Regions from separate parts of the Homo sapiens genome. Here region 1 is linked to region 2. A link is an interaction called in ENCODE POLR2A ChIA-PET data of the cell type or tissue named here. Cell type or tissue: OCI-LY7. All regions are shown on one strand. Links, peaks and the distances in the headings refer to the core of each region. The heading gives the core; the rest is flanking DNA.

Region 1 (10,429 bases), core at 707-8,706, 160 kb after region 2:
GCCATGTTGGCCAGGCGGGTCTTGAACTCCTGACCTCAGGCAATCCACCCGCCTTGGCCTCCCAAAGTGCTGGGATTACAGGCGTGAGCGACCGTGCCCAGCCAGCAGTGGGTTCCAAGCACACTTGGGGTTGATGTGGTCAACCCTTGAAACTCTAGGTCTATTATAAATGTCATTTTATACTGAACTATGAAATCTTTGCTGATGTTAGGCTGGTATTTCTTTACATTACTGTCTTTAAATTACACGTCTATTCAAAACCCAGGGCCTTACTCCTGGGAAATTATTGAAAGTAATTAATTGAATAAGTAGAAAAAGGCATGTGCACAAAGATGTTTCAATTAAAAATGAAAAATAGGCCAGGTGCGGTGGCTCACGCCTGTAATCCCAGCACTTGGGGAGGCCGAGGCGGGTGGATCACGAGGTCAGGAGATTGAGACCATCCTGGCTAACATGGTGGAAACCCGGCCTCCACCAAAAATACAAAAATTAGCTGGGCGTGGTGGCCCATGCCTGTAATCCTAGCTACTCGGGAGGCTGAGGCAGGAGAATCACTGGAACCCGGGAGGTGGAGGGTACAGTGAGCCGAGATTGCACCACTGCACTCCAGCCTGGGTGACAGAGCAAGACTCCATCTCAAAAAAAAAAAAAAAAAAAAGAACAACCTAAATATACAAGAGAAGACTACTATTAATTAATTTATGGGCCATCCACTGGATGGGATATTATGTAGCCATTAATACTTATAATTTTGGCCAGGCGCGGTGGCTCACGCCTGTAATCCCAGCACTTTGGGAGGCCGAGGTGGGCAGATCACAAGGTCAGGAGATCGAGACCATCCTGGCTAACATGGTGAAATCCCGTCTCTACTAAAAATGCAAACAAAATTAGCCGGGCGTGGTGGCAGTCGGCGCCTGTAGTCCCAGCTACTCGGGAGGCTGAGGCAGGAGAATGCCGTGAACCCGAAAGGCGGAGCTTGCAGTGAGCCGAGATCACGCCACTGCACTCCAGCCTGGGCGAGAGCGAGACTCCGTCTCAAGAAAAAAAAAAGTACTTATAATTTTGAGAATTGCAACAAATGGGAAATATTTACATCTTACTTTTTTTTGAGACAGGGTCTCACTCTGTCATCCAGACTGGAGTGTGGTGGTATGACCATAGCTTACTGCAACCTTGAAATCCTGGGCTCCCACGACCCTCTCACCTCAGCCTCCTGAGTATCTGGGATTATAGGTACAAGCCCCAAGCCTCAGCATTTTTTTTTTTTTTGAGACGGAGTCCCGCTCTGTCTCCCAGGCTTGAGTGCAGTGGCGCCATCTCAGCTCACTGCAACCTCTGCCTTACGGGTTCACGCCATTCTTCTGCCTCAGCCTCCTGAGCAGCTGGGACTACAGGCACCCACCACCATGCCCGGCTAATTTTTTTTGTATTTTTAGTAGAGATGGGGTTTCACCGTGTTGGCCAAGATGGTCTCGATCTCCTGACCTTGTGATCTGCCCGCCTTGGCCTCCCAAAGTGCTGGGATTACAGGCGTGAGCCACCGCGCCCGGCCTTTTTTTTTTTTTAGAGACAAGGTCTCACTTGAGCCCAAGCTGGTCTTGAAGTCCTGGGCTGAAGTGATCCTCTGGCCTTCAGCCTCCCAAAGCACTGGGATTACAGGCGTGAGCCACTGCATCTGGCCACTTATATCTTAAAAGAAAAAACAACACAAAAGAAATAAAATGCATGATGCTTATCAGGGAATCCAGAAGCTATGGAAGCAAGCAAAGATATTCATATTTGACTACTTAAAATGTTTAAAGTTTTGAGACAAAAGATACTATGAAGTCAAACGAACAAAGCATAGAGCAGAAAAAAAGTTGGCTGGGCGTGGTGGCTCACGCCTGTAATCCCAGCACTTTGGGAGGCCAACGCGGGCGGATCACGAGGTCAGGAGATCAAGACCATCCTGGCTAACAGGGTGAAACCCGGTCTCTACTAAAAATACAAAAAAATTAGTAGGGCGTCGTGGCGGGCACCTGTAGTCTCAGCTGCTCAGGAGACTGAGGCAGGAGAATGGCGTGAACCTGGAAGGTGGAGCTTGCAGTGAGCTGAGATCGAGCCACTGCACTCCAGCCTAGGTGCCAGGGCAAGACTCTGTCTCAAAAAAAAAAAAAAAGTTATAATACCTACAATAAATGTTAATATTGTTAGCATACCAAGAGTTTCTACAAATTAAAATCCAATAGAAAAATGGGTAAATAATATGTACAGATAATTCATAAAAGGAAATCCAAGAAACACAACCTTAGTCATCAAGGAAATGCAAATTCAGGTAATAATGAGATGGTAATATTCTTTTGTGAGATTGGCATAAACTTAAAAGCTAAATAAAATCCAGTACTTGCAAAGATTCAGGGAAAAAAACCCAGCACTTTGAGAGGCTTAGGCAGGCGGATTACCTGAGGTCAGGAGTTTGAGGCCAGCCTGGACAACATGGTGAAACCCCCTGTTTCTACTAAAAATACAAAAAAATTAGCCGGGCTTGGTGGCTTGTGCCTGTAATCCCATCTACTCAGGAGGCTTACTATGAGACTCCATCTCAAAAAAAAAGATTCAGAGAAAATGAAACTCCCATTCATTGCTGGTAGGAATGTGACTTGCTATAACCTTTTGTGTGTGTGTGCTGGAGTCGCCTGGCTAATTTTTTGTATTTTTAGTAGAGACAGGGTTTCACCATGTTGGCCAGGATGGTCTCGATCTCCTGACCTCGTGATCCGCCCACGTCAGCCTCCCAAAGTGCTGGGATTACAGGCGTGAGCCACTGCGCCCGGCCTTTTTTGTTGTTTTTTTTTTAAAGCAAGTTGCCAAGAAATGTACATAGTCCATAGTCTCCTTTTTTTTTTTTTTTTTGGAGACAGAGTGTTGCTCTGTCGCCTAGGCTGCAGTGCAGTGGCACAATCTTGACTCACTGCAACCTCTGCCTCCTGGGTTCAACCGATCTCCTGCCTAAGCCTCCCGAGTAGCTGGGATTACTGGCGCACACTACCATGCCCAGATAATTTTTGTATTTTTTAGTAGAGAGGGGGTTTCACTATGTTGGTCAGGCTAGTCTCAAACTCCTGACCTAGAGAAATCCACCTGCCTCAGCCTCCCGAAGTGCTGGGATTGCAGGCCTGAGCCACAGCTCCCAGCCCCAGTTTTGTTTTAAGAAAAGGGTTTGTAGGCCACATGTAGTGGCTCATGCCTGTGATTCCAACACTTGTGGAGGCCAAGGTGGGCAGATTACTTGAGCTCAGGAGCTTGAGACCACCTGGGCAACATGACGAAACACCGACTCTACAAAAAAATACAAAAAGTAGCCGGGTACGGTGGTGCAGATCTATAGTCCCAGCTACTTGGGAGCCTGAGGTTGGAGGATCTCTTGAGCCCAGGTAGAGGCTGCAATAAGCCAAGATCATGCCACTACACTTTAGCTTAGGCACCAGAGTGAGATCCTGTCTCAAAAAAATGGGGAAGTTTGGATATTGTTCATATAGGAAAGATGGAGAAAAAAAAGATTTGGGATTATACACTTCATGTTGTTAATATTTATTACTTTAGGGGATGAAATTAGGGTAAGGTGGGGCAGATATAATTTTTCTTTCACATAATGTTGGATTTTGTGTGTAACAAATAAACATAAATTACTTTTGTAATTCTTTCAATTCTTAAAGAAAATTTAAGGAAAAAAATGACAAAGACTATAAGGAAATACTAATTTTTTTATAATATAAAATGACAACAAAAATATTAAATTGAATTCCTGCTTTATTCACAACTGTAAAAATAAAATATCCATGTGAATAGGACTGGTAAAGAGAACTTAAAAGTTTTTTAGGGTTTTTTAGAGTGCTAGGAAGTACGTAATCTTTTTTATTTTAGTTTTTTTCTGTACCACTTACAAGCTAGGATATAGTCTTTTTAAAATAAATACTTGTGAATACTTGTGGGGAATAATCATAATAGTTCTATTATGTAAAAGATGCAAACTATGGATGCAGTGGACAAAGTGTAGATATAAAATGCAAAAATTAGGCCAGGCATGGTGGCTCACACCTGTAATCCCAGCATTTTGGGAGGCCAAAGTGGGCAGATCACAAGGTCTCTAAGAGACAGAGACCATCCTGGCCAACATGGTGAAATGCCGTCTCTACTAAAAATACAAAAATTAGCTGGGCGTGGTGGCACGCGCCTGTAGTCCCAGCTACTCAGGAGGCTGAGGCAGGAGAATCCAGGAAGCAGAGGTTGCAGTGAGCCAAGATCGTGCCATTGCCCTCCAGCCTGGTGACACAGCGAGACTCCGTCTCAAAAAAAAAAAAAAAAAAGAATAAAAGAAAATGCAAAAATTGGCTGAGCATGGTGGCTCACGCCTATAATCCCAGCACTTTGGAGACCGAGGGGGATGGATTGCTTGAGCTCATGAGTTGGAGACCAGCTTGGGCAACATGGCAAAACCCCATCTCTACAAAAAAAAAAAAAAATACAAAAAATTAGCTGGGCATGGTGGCAGGTGCCTGTAGTCCCAGCTACTCAGGAGGTTGAGGTGGGAGGATGACTTGAGGCCAGGAGGTGGAGGTTGCAGTGAGCCGAGATCACACCACTGCACTTCAGCCTGGGCAATAGATCCAAACCTTGTTTCAAAAAAAAAAAAAAAAGCTGTTAAGTAAGGATGACAGGCTTATGAATATTTTTTTTCAATTTCCTCAAACTTTATGTAATATTGCACTGCCTTTAGAATAAAAAGTAACTCCTACCCCATAAAAAGCTAGGTTTCCTTTTTTGGAATTTATTACAGAAGAGAAGACAGAACAGAAATTTGTATCCTGCTACAATTACAGTGTTATCAAACTATAGTCCTATATGGATGAGGACTGAAGGAGGAATGCTGAGACTGTTGAGGGTTTTAAAATTTTTATTTCCTTTCCTGTTATGTTCCAAAAAGATACACATCAAGAATGGGAGGAACGAACTTTTAATTTATTTTCTCAGTTTCCGGATGCTCTATCTTCTTTTTCAAATTATAAAAATTCTCTTTTTTAAATACAAGCTGACTGGGTTGTCCCTGAAACACATTAGCTCAAGCTTCTGACCTTTGGAAAGCAAATCAGAGACTATGTTGCGAAAGAATTGTAATCAGCCTCGGTGACTGTGAGAGTTATTTAGGACACAGCCTCTTGCTCAGTTACAGCTCCAGCCTAGGGCCAGCAGGGCACTGGGACATGCTGGCAGCCACTGCATACTGGGCACCGGAAGGAGGATCTGCAGCAAGCTGGGACGTGGAAGGAAGCCACAGGACTTCCTCTGCAAGCTCTGCCAAGCCAAACGAGTATTATCTGCCCTCGAGTTTGTTTTTGCCATGGCTAAACACGGACTGCAAGTTGAACGTAATCCAAGCAGATCATTTCCCTGCAATTTTAAAAAGCAACGTAAATCCTAGACTTGACATGGTTCAAATCAGCTGGAGCAGGGCATCTCAGGGAGTAAGAGAGACTTGGGCTACTTCTAATTTTGTTTATTGATATGAAGAAATAGTAAATACAACTTAAAAATTTTGGTATGCTGTATTTTATTTATGAATTGCTTTTAGAGACAGGGTCTCAGTCTGTCTCCTGGGCTGGAGTGCAGTGGCACAATCATAGCTCACTGCAGCCTTGAACTTCTGGGCTCAAGCAATCCTCCTTCAGCCTCCCAAAGTGCTGGGATTATAGGTGTGAGCCACCGTGCCTGGCCAGGTAAGCTTATTTTAAAATAGTAATATACATTTTTTAAACCTTTAGTCACCTTTTCAAGTAAAGCACCTCTACATTTAAAACAATGGAGTTAGCCAGTCATGGTGGCTCATGCCTATAATCCCAATTTTAGGTAGGCTGAGGCGGGAGGATCAGTTGAAGCCAGAAGTTCAAGACCAGCCTTGGCAACAAAGTGATACCCCATTTCTACAAAAATTGTTTTTTTAAAAAAGTTAGCTAGGCATGGTGTATGCCTGTAGTCCCAGCTACTGGGGAGGCTGAGGTAGGGGGATCACTTGAGCCTATGAGCAGAGATCATACTACTGCACTCCAGTCTAGGTGACAGAATGAGAACCTGTCTTTTTTTTTTTTTTGAGATGGGGTCTCGCTCTGTCGCCAGGCTGGAGTGCAGTGGCGCAGTCTTGGCTCACTGCAACCTCTGCCTCCTGGGTTCAAGCGATTCTCCTGCCTCAGCCTCCCAAGTAGCTGGGATTACAGGCACGTGCCACCATGCCCAGCTAATTTTTGTATTTTTAGTAGAGATGGGGTTTCACCATGTTGGCCAGGCTGGTCTTGAACTCCTGACCTCATGATCTGCCCGCCTCAGCCTCCCAAAGTGCTGGGATTACAGGCATGAGCCACCGTGCCCGGCCTGAGACCCTGTCTTAAAAACAACAACAACAAAAATCCCACAAAATACAATGGAGTCCATTGTTAATTTGAAAAAGTATAGTAAACACACAGAAACATTTTATATATATCCTATCACGCATAGTGTATTTCAGATGTTATGGTTGGATAAAGAAAGACAAATTCAAGGTAATATGATAAGCATCTTCTTTTAGTCCTGCCAGCGTGTCTCTGACTCATGCACACCCTTGTATGGAGAGGAAGCTCTTGGAGAGTGCGCAGGCTGGCCACCCGCCCATGACATGCCCTGCTGTGGGAAAGCCAGAGCAGGGAGTGGATAGAGCCTGTGACTTGGAATCAAAAGACTCAGGGCGGAATTGCAGCTCTGCCATTTCTTGTGTCAACTCTAAGCCTGTATCATCCACTGTAAGATGGAGATAGTAATAAAACCTTCTTCGCAGAGTTGTGGGGAAGATTCACCAAGATTAACACATAGGAAAGCCCACAGCACACTTTAGCATGTAGGTTGCCCAAATGTTTGCTCCCTTTGACTGTCTCTTCCTGGCTGGATGTGAGGATTATGTTGGATGGTGTACGTGAAAACAAATGTTAGTTATAATTAGAAATGGGTAACAGGGTCCTGAATCTAATTCAAGACACCACATCTGATTGTGTGTATGTTGTGTCAGAGTGTCTGCAACAGGTTGTTAGTCCTCCAATGCTACGATATTTTTTAACCTCCTTCTGAGCCCCTCCCTGTCTGGCAGTCCCTAGACCTAGCTAGCTTCTCAGAATAGGTTCTGGAAATGCAGAGAACATTCAGGAGGCAGGCTCACGGCCTGAAAAATAAGGGTCGCAGCTCCTGACTCAACTAATACTTCAAGGCAGCGTCCAAAGGTCCAACAAGACAACTCACTGCATGCTCCCTCACACGTTGTCGGCAGGCTGGAGTGCAGTGGCGCAATCTCCGCTCACTGCAAGCTCCGCCTCCTGGGTTCACGCCATTCTCCTGCCTCAGCCTCCCGAGTAGCTGGGACTACAGGCGCCCGCCACCACGCCCGGCTAATTTTTTGTATTTTTAGTAGAGAGGTTTCACCGTGTTAGCCAGGATGGTCTCGATCTCCTGACCTCATGATTCACCCACCTTACCTTCCCAAAGTGCTGGGATTACAGGCGTGAGCCACCGTGCCTGGCCTTCCCTCAAAGATTCGGAGGTAATTTCAATTCTCCTACATCACCACTGTAGCATTGTCACACTGAGGAAAATTAAGTATATTTAGACAGAATCTTTGAACAAGGGTTTTGGGAAAGGAGATAACTGATATCTGAAATCACAAGAAATTCAGCCAGGGTGCTAGGCCAAATGTAGGCTGTGGGAAGGAAAGGGCTTTGTGCTTCTTGAAGGCCAGGACAAATGCTTGAAGTTAGCATCATTCAAAGGTGTGCTTAAAGCCATCTGTGGGAGACCTCAGCTGCCTGGATCTTGAGTACGTGTGATTAACTGCCTTGTGTATTAGCAACCCCTGGGAAGATCCCACTGATGAACAGGGTGAAATGACATGAAAAACAGCCGTGAATAAGCCTTTGAGAAATGAAACAAACTAAACCCACAAGTCATCCTAGCAAGCAAGGGGAAAAAGAAAAGATTCAGTGCAGACAATTTCTGCTGTGAATGAACCCAGGTCTTCCCAGGGGGAGAAATGGGTGGGGGCGATTTGATTGAGGAAGGAAATGAGGCTTCAGGCAGGAGGAAATTCTTTTTTTTTTTTTTTTTTTTTTTTGAGACAGAGTCTTGCTCTCTGTCATCCAGGCTGAGTACAATGGCTCGATCTGGGCTCACTGCAACCTCCGCCTCCTGGGTTCAAGCAATTCTTCTGCCTCAGCCTCCCGAGTAGCTGGGACTACAGACATGCGCCACCACGCCCGGCGAATTTTTGTATTTTTAGTAGAGACAGAGTTTCACTATATTGGCCAGGCTGGTCTCAAACTCCTGACCTTGTGATCTGCCCACCTTGGCCTCCCAAAGTGCTGGGATTAGGCGTGAGCCACTGCGCCCGGCCTAATTTTTGTATTTTTAGTAGAGACAGCGTTTTCCCATGTTGGCCAGGCTGGTCTCGAACTCCTGACCTCAAGTGATCCACCCAGCTTGGTCTCCCAAAGTGCTGGGATTACAGGCGTGAGCCACCGTGCCGCTGGCAGGAGAAAATCCTTTACTGTGTTAAGTTAGTAAAGAATGTGCTTCATGAATACCCTACTCTTCCCACCTGTAGCTCTGGCTACAGGGGGTCCTTCCTGCCCTGGAAGGTTTTCACAGGACATTCTGTGCATTCTATGACCGAGTGAAGCCCACAGCTCTCCTTCTTTTCCTCCAGCCCTCTTGCTCCATTTCCATTCCCAACAGACTGTTTTTCTTTATCAGAGTCCCTAAATTTCCTCACCCATAAAACTGAGATGGTGGTGTCTGCTTGCAGGGCAGTTCTCATACAGGACTGTGTGGGATGGCAATGGTGGATGTGCCTGGCACGGTGTCAGGCACAGTGGAAAAGGCCCTAAGTGAATGTTGTGTGATAATTTCCTAGGAGTCCTCACTCTTGTGGACACTGCATTCCCAGGCTCCCTTGCCAATTGTCTTAGGCCGGGGCCAGCCGCTGGGAGATGCATGTGGGAGACTGGTGGCTTGGGGGAGGGAGAAACCAGGGTATTTCTCCCTTTCTCCCTCTGCCTGGGGTGGGACGGCAACTAATTCTCCTCTGAATACTGGTTCCCAGTAGGACAGCCCCTCTCTCTGTGGCTGCAGTGCCCACCAGGTGGCCCTCATCACGACCTTGGTTCCCACAGATGGCTCCAGCTGCTGGGCTCCACTTCCACCTCTACCCTAGAGGCAAGAGAGGCTTCCTGTCCTTCCTGTTGCTGATCTCCCAGTTCCCTCCCCACTTCCTGCTTGGTTTCCCAGCTCTTCCATTCCTGTGTAATAAGTCCTTGTACTGAATTCTGTCTGCTTCTGCCTGGGCTGTGGCTGATACACACGGTAATTGTTCAGACTAAGCTATGCAGTAAAGAGGTGACTCAGCAGGCTTGTGACGCTCAAACCCTGCACATCCCAAAGACCGGCTCCTGGAAGATAACCTATAAACAGTTGAAATATCCTGCCTGATGGAGTGGCTTTGCATACCTGGGGCCTTGGGCCCTGCCAGATACTTGTGCTAAAAATGTGCTTCGGGGTGAATGTCCGTTTCTGTTTGCTTCGGGTCTTGGGCCACACTGAGTTTGACGTGGTTGCAGGGTCATGCTGGAGACTAAGATCAAGCAGGTTGGTGCTCCATGGCCGTGTGACTGACCCTCAATAAAAAACCTGCACACTGAGGCTTGGGTGAGCTTCCCTGTTGTCAACACTCCCTGCAGGCTACCACGCATCCTTACGGGAGAATGAAGCACGGTCCCTACAACTCTTCCGGTAAGGCCACATGGAAACTCGCACCTGCTCTCTCCCAGATTCTGCCCTAAACACGTTTTCCTGTGCTGATTTTAATCTGTATCCTTTTGCTGTAATAAACTATAACCATGAGTATAGCAGCTTTTCTGAGTTCTATGAGTCCCCCTAGCAAATCACTGAACCTGGGACCCCCCCACACACCAGTTAAAAAGGACACTTTTTGGGCCTGGCGCGGTGGCTCACGCCTGTAATCCCGGCACTCTGGGAGGCCGAGGCGGGCGGATCACAAGGTCAGGAGATGGATACCATCCTGGCTAATACAGTAAAACCCCGTCTCTACTAAAAATACAAAAAATTAGCTGGGCGTGGTGGCGGGTGCCTGTAGTCCCAGCTACTCCGGAGGCTGAGGCAGGAGAGTGGCGTGAACCCGGGAGACGGAGCTTGCAGTGAGTCGAGATTGTGCCACTGCACTCCAGCCTGGGCAACAGAGCAAGACTCTGTCTCAAAAAAAAAAAAAAAAAAAAAGGACGCTTTTTCTTTTACAGACAAAATGTCGAGAGTCCCCAGAACTTAAGTAACTTTCCTGAACTGAATGCAGGTTCTTGAATTTAAAGCC
Region 2 (10,429 bases), core at 750-8,749:
CTCTCATTGCCAAAGGGGCGAAAGGGATAGAAGGGGCAGCCAGTTCCCTCACACACTCCTTTTTTTTTTTTTTTTGAGACAGGGTCTTTCTCTGTCGCCCAGGCTGGAGTGCAGTGGTGCAATCATGGCTCACTGCAGCCTCCCGCCTCAACTTCCCCAGTAGCTGGGACTATAGGCGTGCGCCACCATGCCCAGCTAATTTTTGGTAGAGACAGGGTTTCGCCATGTTACCCAAACTAGTCTCAAACTCCTGGGCTCAAGCAACCCTCCTGCTTTGTCCTCCCAAAGCCACCGCACCTGGCCAACCTCAAGCACTTTTATAAGGGCCCTAATTACCTTCCAAAGGCCCCACCTCCTAATGCAAGCACACTAGGGATAAAATTTCAGCATTCAACAGCACCAGCCCCAGCCTCAGTGCCTCTCCCACCACAGGCATGGTTGACCAAACATACCCCTGCACGGGCAACTCTGCCAGCAATTCACACGATCTCCCCTCCCTCAGAGCCATCCACATCACCTCCCCTGACACCAGCCTCACACTGACCTCCTGCAGTGGTGCGATCATGGCTCACTACAACCTCAGCCTCCTGGACTCAAGTGATCCTCCTACCTCCCACCTCTCCCGAATAGCTGGGACCACAGGCATGCACCTCCACACTCGGCTGATTTTTGTAGCTTTTGTAGGGAAGGGGTTTCGCCATGTTGCCCAGGCTGATCTTGAACTCCTGGACTCAAGCAATCAATTAGCCAGCCTCGGCCTCCCAAAGTGCTGGGACTACTAGGCGTGAGCAGCCACCGCACCCAGCCTGTGTAGGGTAATTTTACCAGCAGCTATAACCACTGACCCACCCATCCGGCCGCTCTTCCTGATCACGGGCCTCTCTGCTGGCCACCTGCTCACTGGGAGGCCTCCTTCTCTGCTGTAACACAGAATCCACTCTCAACATACAAGACAACATGCTACGGTGCCTATTATGGAAGTGGAGCTCAAGCCTGCCAGCTAATAGTGCTGCACTGGGCACAGGTGGCAAGTCTGTCTTTCTAGAAACTGTCTTCCCCAGCTTCTGAAACTGTCCTTCCCCTCTTCTGCATGCCCCTGGCCAGTGGGAGAGCAGAGGACAAAGAGGACAGCACGATGCCCATGGCTAGCCCTGAGGGGCACAGATCATGCTTGCACATTTGCTGTCCAGATCCCAGTCAGTGACTGTGATGGTTAATATTGAGTGTCAACTTGATTGGGTTGAAGGATGTAAACTATTGCTCCTGGGTGTGTCTGTGAGGGTGTTACCAAAAGAGATTAACATTTGAGTCGGAGGACTGGGAGAGGCAGACACACCCTCAATCTACATGGGCACCATCTAACCCGCTGCCAGCTCCACTAGAATAAAAGCAGGCAGAAGAATATGGAAGGACTACACTTGCTGAGTCTTCCGGCTTTCATCTTTCTCCCCTGCTGGATGCTTCCTGCCCTCAAATGTCAGACTCCAAGTTCTTCAGCGTTTGGACTCTTGGGCCTACATCAGTGGCTTGCCAGGGGCTCTCGGGCCTCTGGCCATAGACTGAAGGCTGCACTGTCGGCTTCCCTATTTTCAAGGTTTTGGGACTCAGACTGGCTAGAAATGGACTGGAAGTGAGCGGAAGGTGGAAGCTCTGTCCTGGCTCAGCTCGGCCTATGCTGGGAGGGTGACTGGTGGTGTGGAAAGTCCGCTGGGACTCAGCAGCACCTGGGCCTCTAATTGTTAGCTTTCTAACCGGCTCTGGGGCTGCAGTTCTCATTTTCAATCCTCTGGGTAATAAGCAGTGAGGACTTCTACTCCAGGTTTTGAGAAATGTCGCAAAATCTTGGGAAAGTGTTACTTTCTTGGATGGATCTCTAAAACAGTGGATCAAATTCAGACAGGAAAGCTAGACTGTATTACTTCCTTCATTAATATTTAATTGCAAGGCCAGGCGCAGTGGCTTGCGCCTGTAATCCCAGCACTTTGGGAGGCAAAGGCAGGTGGATCACCTGAAGTCAGGAGTTCAAGGCCAACCTGGCGAAACCTCGTCTCTACAAAAAATACAAAAATTAGCTGGCATGGCGGCACGCACCTGTAATCTCAGCTACTCGGGAGGCTGAGGCAGAAGAATCACTTGAACCCAGGAGGTGGAGGTTACAGTGAGCTGAGATTACACCACTTCACTCCAGCATGGTCACAGAGTGAGACTCCCTCTCAAAAAGAAAAAAAAAACAAATTAAATTGCACAGCCATCAGTTAAATATATTGCTTTTAGAAAAAATTAAAATAGTACATCTCTCCCCCAATTCTGGTGGTGGTCCACTTCTGCGATACGCATATATGCCCACAGAAAATATGCTGGTCTTATGGCAGGTTTTTATGTAAATGTATCATACTTTTGGATTCTTCCGAAACTGGCTTTTCTCACCTGTGCGTGTTAGCCACATAGGCCCTTCTCTCTCCGTGGCTGCTGCGTAGTCTCTCTTGGTCTCTGTGTCCTCTGGCGCAATTGCTCCAGCATTCTCCTTTACAAACAAGCTGCCGTGTGCAGCCCTATGCACCTGTGCGGCTATTTCTCTAGGGCACTGGTCCTCAAAGCAGAGCTCCAGAGACCGCTGGGGAGAGGAGGTTCCCTGAAACTCTTTTAGAGAGGTCCACATATTCAAAACTATGTTCATACTGTAGGCCATTATCAGCCTTTTCCACTGTGGTTTTCTGAAATTAAAATCCCTCTTGAAATAAAAGAGAATTTTCCAGAGGCCACATGATTTGTGACATCACAGCAGTGTGTCTGCAGACACAGACACGGCATCCAGCTACCTCCTATTACGCCAGACGTTTAAAAGATTTGCAAAAAATATAGAATGGCACACTTCTCACTCTTTTGTTTTGGAACATATCTATTCTTTTTGAGACAGGGTCTCACTATGTTTCCCAAGCTGTACTCAAACTTCTGGGCTTAAGCAATCCTCTTGTCTCCAGAATTGGTGGGTTCTTGGTCTCACTGACTTCAAGAATGAAGCTGCGGACCCTCGCAGTGAGTGTTACAGTTCTTAAAGGCGGCACGTCTGGAGTTTGTTCCTTCTGATGTTTGGATGTGTTCGGAGTTTCTTCCTTCTGGTGAGGTCGTGGTCTCTTTGGCTCAGGAGTGAAGCTGCAGACCTTCGCGGTGAGTGTTACAGCTCATAAAGGTAGTGTGGCTCCAAAGAGCAAACAACAGCAAGATTTATTGCAAACAGCAAAAGAACAAACCTCCAACAGCGTGGAAGCGGACCAAACCAGTTTGCCACTGCTGGCTCGGGCAGCCTGCTTTTATTCTCTAATCTGGCCCCACCCACATCCTGCTGATTGGTCCATTTTACAGAGAGCTGATTGGTCCGTTTTGATAGGGTGCTGATTGGTGGGTTTACAATCCCTGAGCTAGACACAAAAGTTCTCCAAGTCCCCACCAGAGTAGCTAGATAGAGTGTGGACACAAAAGTTCTCCAAGTCACCACCAGAGTAGCTAGATACAGAGTGTCGATTGGGCATTCACAAACCCTGAGCTAGACACAGGGTGCTGACTGGTGTGTTTACAAACCTTGAGCTACAGAGTGCTGATTGGTGTATTTACAATCCCTTAGCTAAACATAAAGATTCTCCAAGTCCCCACCAGACTCAGGAGCCCAGCTGGCTTCACCCAGTGGATCCCGCACGGGGGCCCAGGTGGAGCTGCCTGCCAGTCCCGTGCCGTGCGCCCGCACTCCTCAGCCCTTGGGTGGTCAATGGGAACTGGGTGCCCTGGAGCAGGGGGCGGCCCTTGACGGGGAGGCTGGGGCCGCGCAGGAGCCCACTGGGGCCGGCGGGGAGTGGTTGAGGAGGGAAGGCTCAGGCATGGCGGGCTGCAGGTCCTGGGCCCTGCCCTGCGGGGAGGCAGTTAAGGCCCGGCGAGAAATCAAGCACAGCAGCTGCTGGCCCAGGTGCTAAGCCCCTCACTGCTCCGGACTCGCGGCTCCGAGAGCGGGGCCGCGGAGCCCACGCCCACCCGGAACTTGCGCTGGCCGGCAAGCGCGGCGCGCAGCCCCGGTTCCCGCCCCCGCCTCTCCCTCCACACCTCACCGCAAGCTGAGGGAGCCGGCTCCGGCCTTGGCCAGCCCAGAAAGGGGCTGGCCGGGGCTCCCATAGTGTAGCGGCGGGCTGAAGGGCTCCTCAAGCGCGGCCAGAGTGGGCACCAAGGCCGAGGAGGCGCCCAGAGCGAGCGAGGTCTGTGAGGGCTGCCAGCAGGCTGTCACCTCTCACCTCTGCCTCTGAAGTAGCTGGGACTACAGGCACACACCACTATGCCCAGCTTTGTTTTTATTAAAGTATTTTATTTTCATTAACATCCTTAAGCTTTATCATTATGATTGTAAACAAAGTGACACATTAAGTATGTTTAAACTGTCTCCCCTTATTTTCACACACTGTAACTATTGGTAGATATAACCCATAAAAAGCTCTCTATGGTGCTCCAGAATTTTTAAGAATGGGTCCTGAGAGCAAAAAGTTTGAAAACCACTGCTCTAGACTAAGAAGCCCATGGCTGGGCATTGAGGCTTGCATTGTCTGAATTCTGATACACAACAAGCTCTAAAACTTTGCTGTTTTGCCATTCTGTAGGAGGACATGCAATATGTATTTCCCAAATTCGTGTCCTTGCTCTGTGGCAGCTCATGGGCACCACCCTACACTAGCCTCTTGTGGGTTTGAGAAGTGAAGCCAGCTGGACTTCCTGGGTCAAGTGGGGACTTGGAGAACTTTTCTGTCTAGCTAAAGGATTGTAAATGCACCAATCAGCACTCTGTAAAAACGCACCCATCAGCGCTCTGGGTCTAGCTAAATGATTGTAAATGCACCAATCAGCACCCCATAAAAACAAAGGATTGTAAATGCACCAATCAGCACCCCATAAAAACAAAGGATTGTAAATGCACCAATCAGCACTCTGTAAAAATGCACCAATCAGCGCTCTGTGTCTAGCTAAAGGATGTAAACACACCAATCAGCACTCTGTAAAATGGACCAATCAGCACTCTGTAAAATGGACCGATCAGCAGGATGTGGGCAGGGACAAATAAGGGAATAAAAAGCTGGCCACCCCAGTCAGCAGTGACAACCTGCTCGGGTCCCCTTCCACACTGCAAACTTTGTTCTTTTGCTCTTCACAGTAAATCTTGCTGCTGCTCCCTCTTTGGGTCCGTGCCACCTTTAAGAGCTGTTAACACTCACCACCAAGGTCTGTGGCTTCATTCTTGAAGTCAGCACGACCAAGAACCCACTGGAAAGAACGAACTCCGGACACAGGCTGTGGGCCTGTTTTCTTCGTGCCTTCACAGACAGTACTGTCGCCAGCCAGCAAACCACCCTCCCCAAATTATTTCCTTCTGGTGAATTCCCAGAGGACTTCTCATGGGCTCAGAACGTCCCCATCCCTGAAAGCATGGAACAGCCTCGTGGTCACTCTGCTGGCATGGGGTGCTCACAGTTTTATCAAGTTTCCTTCTATTTTAGTAACTAAAAATGTTATGTCTGTCAAGGACATATTGCTGGCGGGGTCCCTGAAGGCTCAGAGTAAGCTTCCTGTGGGTTTTTCCACCTCCTGTGCCCTCCCCGCTGTGAGCTCTGCCCTTCTATCTGTTGCACATCCACCATGTGTCAGCTTGAGTGCCCACGTTCCATGTCATGAATTCTAATGTTTTCCTTTATAGCTAGTTTAGGGAAATTCTGAATTTGTTGTTCAGATGAGGAGCAAGCTGTGGAGAGGAAAAGATCACCAAGGGGTCACGTATGCAGGGGACATTTAAGTACCAAGCACTGCACCAAGTCCCTCACCCTTAGGAAGGTGTATAAACCTCAGAACTGTTACTGCAACACCAGGGTCTAGGTCTAGGTCCCGCTGCTCACTGCACAGAAAGCCAATAAGACAACAAGTATCGCCTGGGAAGAAGGCTTTAATTGTGTGCTGTAGTCAGAGATGGGAGATCAGTCTCAAATCCATCTCCCTGACGGACTAAAACTAGGGGTAATATAACAGAGAAGAAACGTAACCATGTGTGGGAAAACAGGAATTAGGGAGGTCAACAGGAAGCAGGTGGTCAGTTAGGCACTCATGATGGGTGAGAGGTCTAGCCTCTCATTGTGCAGATGATGTGGTGAGTTTCAACTCCTTGACACTATCTGGGAGGCCTGATAGTTGCTTTCCTAAGAGAGGAACTCAAATAAGACAAATGTAACTTTCTCAAGTTTTAAGACTGGGAGGATCAATTTCTATGTTTATTCAAAGAAACCATGAACATCAGTTCTGTGGGGCAGTTGGGCCGGCTTCAGAGCTACCTCTTGGTGTGGGCAGTGAACACCCTTCTCACCTCACCTTCCTCCTCTCCATTTTACAGATGGGGAAACTGAGGCACAGAAAGGTAAATAGCAGAGGTGAGATTTGGAGCCAAGCAGTCTGGCCCCGATGCCACTCTTGTAAGTCCTCTTCTCATGGTTGCTCACAGGCACTCAACTTAGGAACTGCTGGTCAACCCAAAAAAATCTGTATTAAGCATGGAAACAAAATTCACAGAAAGGATGCCTGATGGCCGCGTGGCGTTCTCAGATGAATACAGCTGCTTTGAGGCCAAGTGCTCTGCCTCTGCCCCCTACCTTCCTCCTTATTCACCCACCTGGGGTCTTTGATTCTTAAACTTTAGGGATTCTTGGAAACAAGCTAGGATGACAAATAGGCTATGGATTTGACCTTCTTAGTGATTAAGACACCACCGCGTGGCGCCCGCTGGAGTGGACCAGAATGTGTCCTCCACCAGACACGGCTTCTCAAAAGCTATAGGCGCAGCGATTCTGGGCGCTCTGCCTGTGAGTTAGCCCTGCTCAACAAGGAGCAGTAAAAACCAAGCAAACAAACGGGAGGCAGCAGCTGGTGGGGGTTTATTTTTTGACAATACCCTCACCCCCCAACACAGACACTGACCTTTGGGAAGGGATCTTGGGGCAGACCCCTGCTGGCCTACTGCCCCTCGTCTGGGGTCTCAGGCAGGTGCAGGCTGAGCAGACTTGGGCTCTAGAAACCAACCTTTCTGGAATTTTACGCTAGACCAGGGGTGTCCAATCTTTTAGCTTCCCTGCGCCACATTGGAAGAAGAATTGTCTTGGGCCACACATAAAATACACCAACACTAATTAGTAGGGGATTTTGAAAATGTTACTTAATATTAGATCGATGCACAAAAATCTATTGCATTTTTAGACAATTAGAAATTATAATTTTAGCTGGGTGTGGTGGCTCATGCCTGTAATCCCACCACTTTGGGGAGCCAAAGAGGGAGGATCGCTTGAGCCCTGGAGTTTAAGGCCAGCCTGGGCAACATAGCAAGACCCCATCTCTACAAAAAATAAAAATAAGAAAATTAGCTGGGTATGGTGGCACACACTTGTAGTGCCAGTTACTTGAGAAGCTGAGATGGAAGGATCACTTGAGCCCAAAAGGTGGAGGCTGCAGTGAGCTATGATCACAGCACTGCACTCCAGCCTGAGTGATAGAATGATTGTCTCTAAAAAAGAAAAAAAGAAAGAAAGAAATTGTAATTTAAAAATAGGATACAATAAAAGGCAGGTATACAATTGACTTTCAAGTTGGAAAAAATAAAATTTAATTTATATCTCACACCATAAACAGAAAAAAAAAATACACTAGCACTAATGATGGCTGATGAGCTAAAAAAAAATTGCAAAAATCCTCATAATGTTTTAAGAACGTTTACAAATTTGTGTTGGGCAGCATTCAAAGCCATCCTGGGGCACATGTTGGACAAGCTTGCCCTAGACCGAAGGAAAAGAGAAGACCGATACAACGGTGGCAAAATAGAAAATCCCTGTGGATTTCCCATGTTATAATAACAGGGAAGGAAAATGATCATAAAATGTATGTATTTATTTATTTTTATTTTTTTTTTTTGAGTCGGAGTCTCGCTCTGTCGCTCAGGCTGGAGTGCAGTGGTTTGATCTCGGCTCACTGCAAGCTCCGCCTCCTGGGTTCACGCCATTCTTCTGCCTCAGCCTCCCGAGTAGCTGGGATTATAGGCATGTGCCACAACGCCCGTCTAATTTTTTGTATATTTAGTAGAGACGCGGTTTCACCATGTTAGCCAGGATGGTCTCGATCTCCTGACCTCGTGATCCACCTGCCTCGGCCTCCCAAAGTGCTGGGATTACAGGCGTGAGCCACCGCGCCCAACCTACAAAATGTATTTAGTTAAAATCTCCTGTCGTCTCCTAGGCAGGGGGCAAAGCCCTGCTTTCTTTCCTGGAGTCCCATGGACACTGGGTCAGCACTGCCTGGACCCCTACCCAGCTGTGCAGGTGCTGTTTTACCCCTGCAAGGCTCTCGGTCAGGACCGAGCCTCCTCCTTCAGCTCTTGCCCAACTTCGTTGCACCAAGACAGAAGTTTATGAGCATGCCCAGAAGAGGAACCAATATGGCCTGGGGGCCCTAGAGTGGTCACATTCCAAGACAGAAAGTGGGTGGTGGCCACCAAGGCTGGAGGAGAGGGCACACGGGGAGTTTGGTGGGGACAGAGTTTCAGTTTGGGAAGACGGAAGCATTCTGAGATGGATGGTGTTCATGGTGGCACAGCAGTGTGAATGTGCTTAAGGTCCCTGCACTCTCCACTTTACGGATTTTATGGATGCTTAAAATTAGGAAAATTAGGAGTCTTTTGTAGTTTAAAAGTGTGATGATTGGCTTTTCTTGCTCTTGTGTGAGTGAGGTGTGCTTCTCTCAAAATACTATGTTCTCTCATAAATACTATGCCATGTATGGTTTGTTTTGGGGGTTTATTCTTGAGACAGGGTTTCGCTTTGCCGCCCAGGCCGATCTTGGCTCACTGCAGCCTCTGCGTCCTGGGTTCAAGCGATTCTTCTGCCCCCTGAGTAGCTGGGATTACAGGCATGCGCCACCTTGCCCAGCTAATTTTTGGATTTTTTTAGTAGAGATGGGGTTTTGCCATATTGACGAGGCTGGTCTTGAACTCCTGACCTCAAGTGATCCACCCGCCTTTGTCTCCCAAAGTGCTGGGATTACAGGCTTGAGCCACCATGCCCAGCCCATGCCATGTATGTTTTACCACAATACATAGTAATAATTTTGTTTTAAGTAATACAGCAATCTCTGTAAGCTCCTTTAGCCAAAGACAGTCACTATTAACACACAGTTAGTCTAAGCATCCCAGCTTTTCTCTTTTCTACCTCTGGAAAAGATACATTCCTAGAAAGTAAACACACCAGCGTGAAGTCACGGAGGGAACAATGGGGCTCGCCATTGCGGTATTTCCTTCTGGTGTCCTTCTCCGAACAGTTGTATATAGTTGAGATCATAACCACACAAATTATCTAGCCCAACTTTTTCCCTTCTTTAAAAAATGGAAATAGCTTTATTGATTTTCCTGGCTATATATAACTAATTCATGATCATAACCAAAAATTTTTCTCTAAAACTGCAAAAAAATTAGGAGCCTTTTGTAGTTTATAAGTGTGATGATTGGCTTTTCTCATTCTTGTGTGAGTGAGAACTTCTTTTCTCAAACCTTGTTATGATGTCAGCACATTACCTACCAGACATGAAAAATAATAATAAAAGGCCTAGGCCATGCGCGGTGGCTCACTCATGTAATCCCAACACTTTGGGAGGCTGAGACAGGCAGATCACGAGGTCAGGAGATCGAGACCATCCTGGCTAACATGGTGAAACCCTGTCTCTACTAAAAATAAACAAAATTAGCCTGGCGTGGTGGCGGGCGCCTGTAGTCCTAGCTACTCGGGAGGCTGAGGCAGGAGAATGGCGTGAACCCGGGAGGCGGAGTTTGCAGTGAGCCGAGGTGGCGCCACTGCACTCCAGCCTGGGTGACAGAGAGAGACTCCGTCTCAAAAAAAAAAAAAAAAAAAATAATAATAATAATAAAAGGCCTGAAATTGAAATCCAGCCCCCTCCAGAGACAGATTTCTTCCTAACTTTGACTGAATATCCTTCCAGGCTTTCTCCCCAAAATGTGTGTGTATATATACATATGTGGGTGGGTACGTGTGTATATACACACCCATATATTTAAATATATATTTACGATTATTTTATTTATGAGAGTAATTGAGAACATATTTTCATGGTTCATCTGTTTCTACTTAGTCAATTTTTTTTTTTGAGACTGAGTCTCACTCTGTCTCCCAGGCTGAGAGGCAGTGGTGCGATCTCAGCTCACTGCAACCTCGACCTTCTGGGCTCAAGCTAACCTCCCATCTCAGCCTCCCTGAGAAGCTGGGACTACAGGAGCACGCTACCATACCTGGCTAATATATTTTTGTAGAGACAGGATTTTGCCATGTTGGCCAGGCTGGTCTCGGACTCCTGAGCTCAAGTG

Evidence for each region. Peaks named below come from ENCODE experiments on the same cell type or tissue, not always from the same donor. Only the 100,000 strongest peaks of a DNase experiment are listed, where the experiment ranks them.
Region 1: POLR2A ChIA-PET joins it to region 2 with 26 read pairs; 5 of 35 experiments call an interaction of 5 or more read pairs at or near these places.

The regions. Positions count from the first base shown.
Region 1 is chr3:129,219,931-129,230,359 of GRCh38, forward strand. No RefSeq gene overlaps it. Among named protein-coding and RNA genes, the nearest start is that of COPG1, 24 kb to the right of the region's middle. RefSeq lists a silencer at 9,036-9,330. In OCI-LY7, for the core only: no CTCF peak of the experiment used is centred there; a DNase peak (open chromatin) is centred at 5,271; H3K4me3 peaks cover 404 bases.
Region 2 is chr3:129,064,568-129,074,996 of GRCh38, forward strand. LOC124906368 (small nucleolar RNA U13) reads left to right here and starts at 9,528; the gene lies at 9,528-9,635. In OCI-LY7, for the core only: no CTCF peak of the experiment used is centred there; no DNase peak of the experiment used is centred there.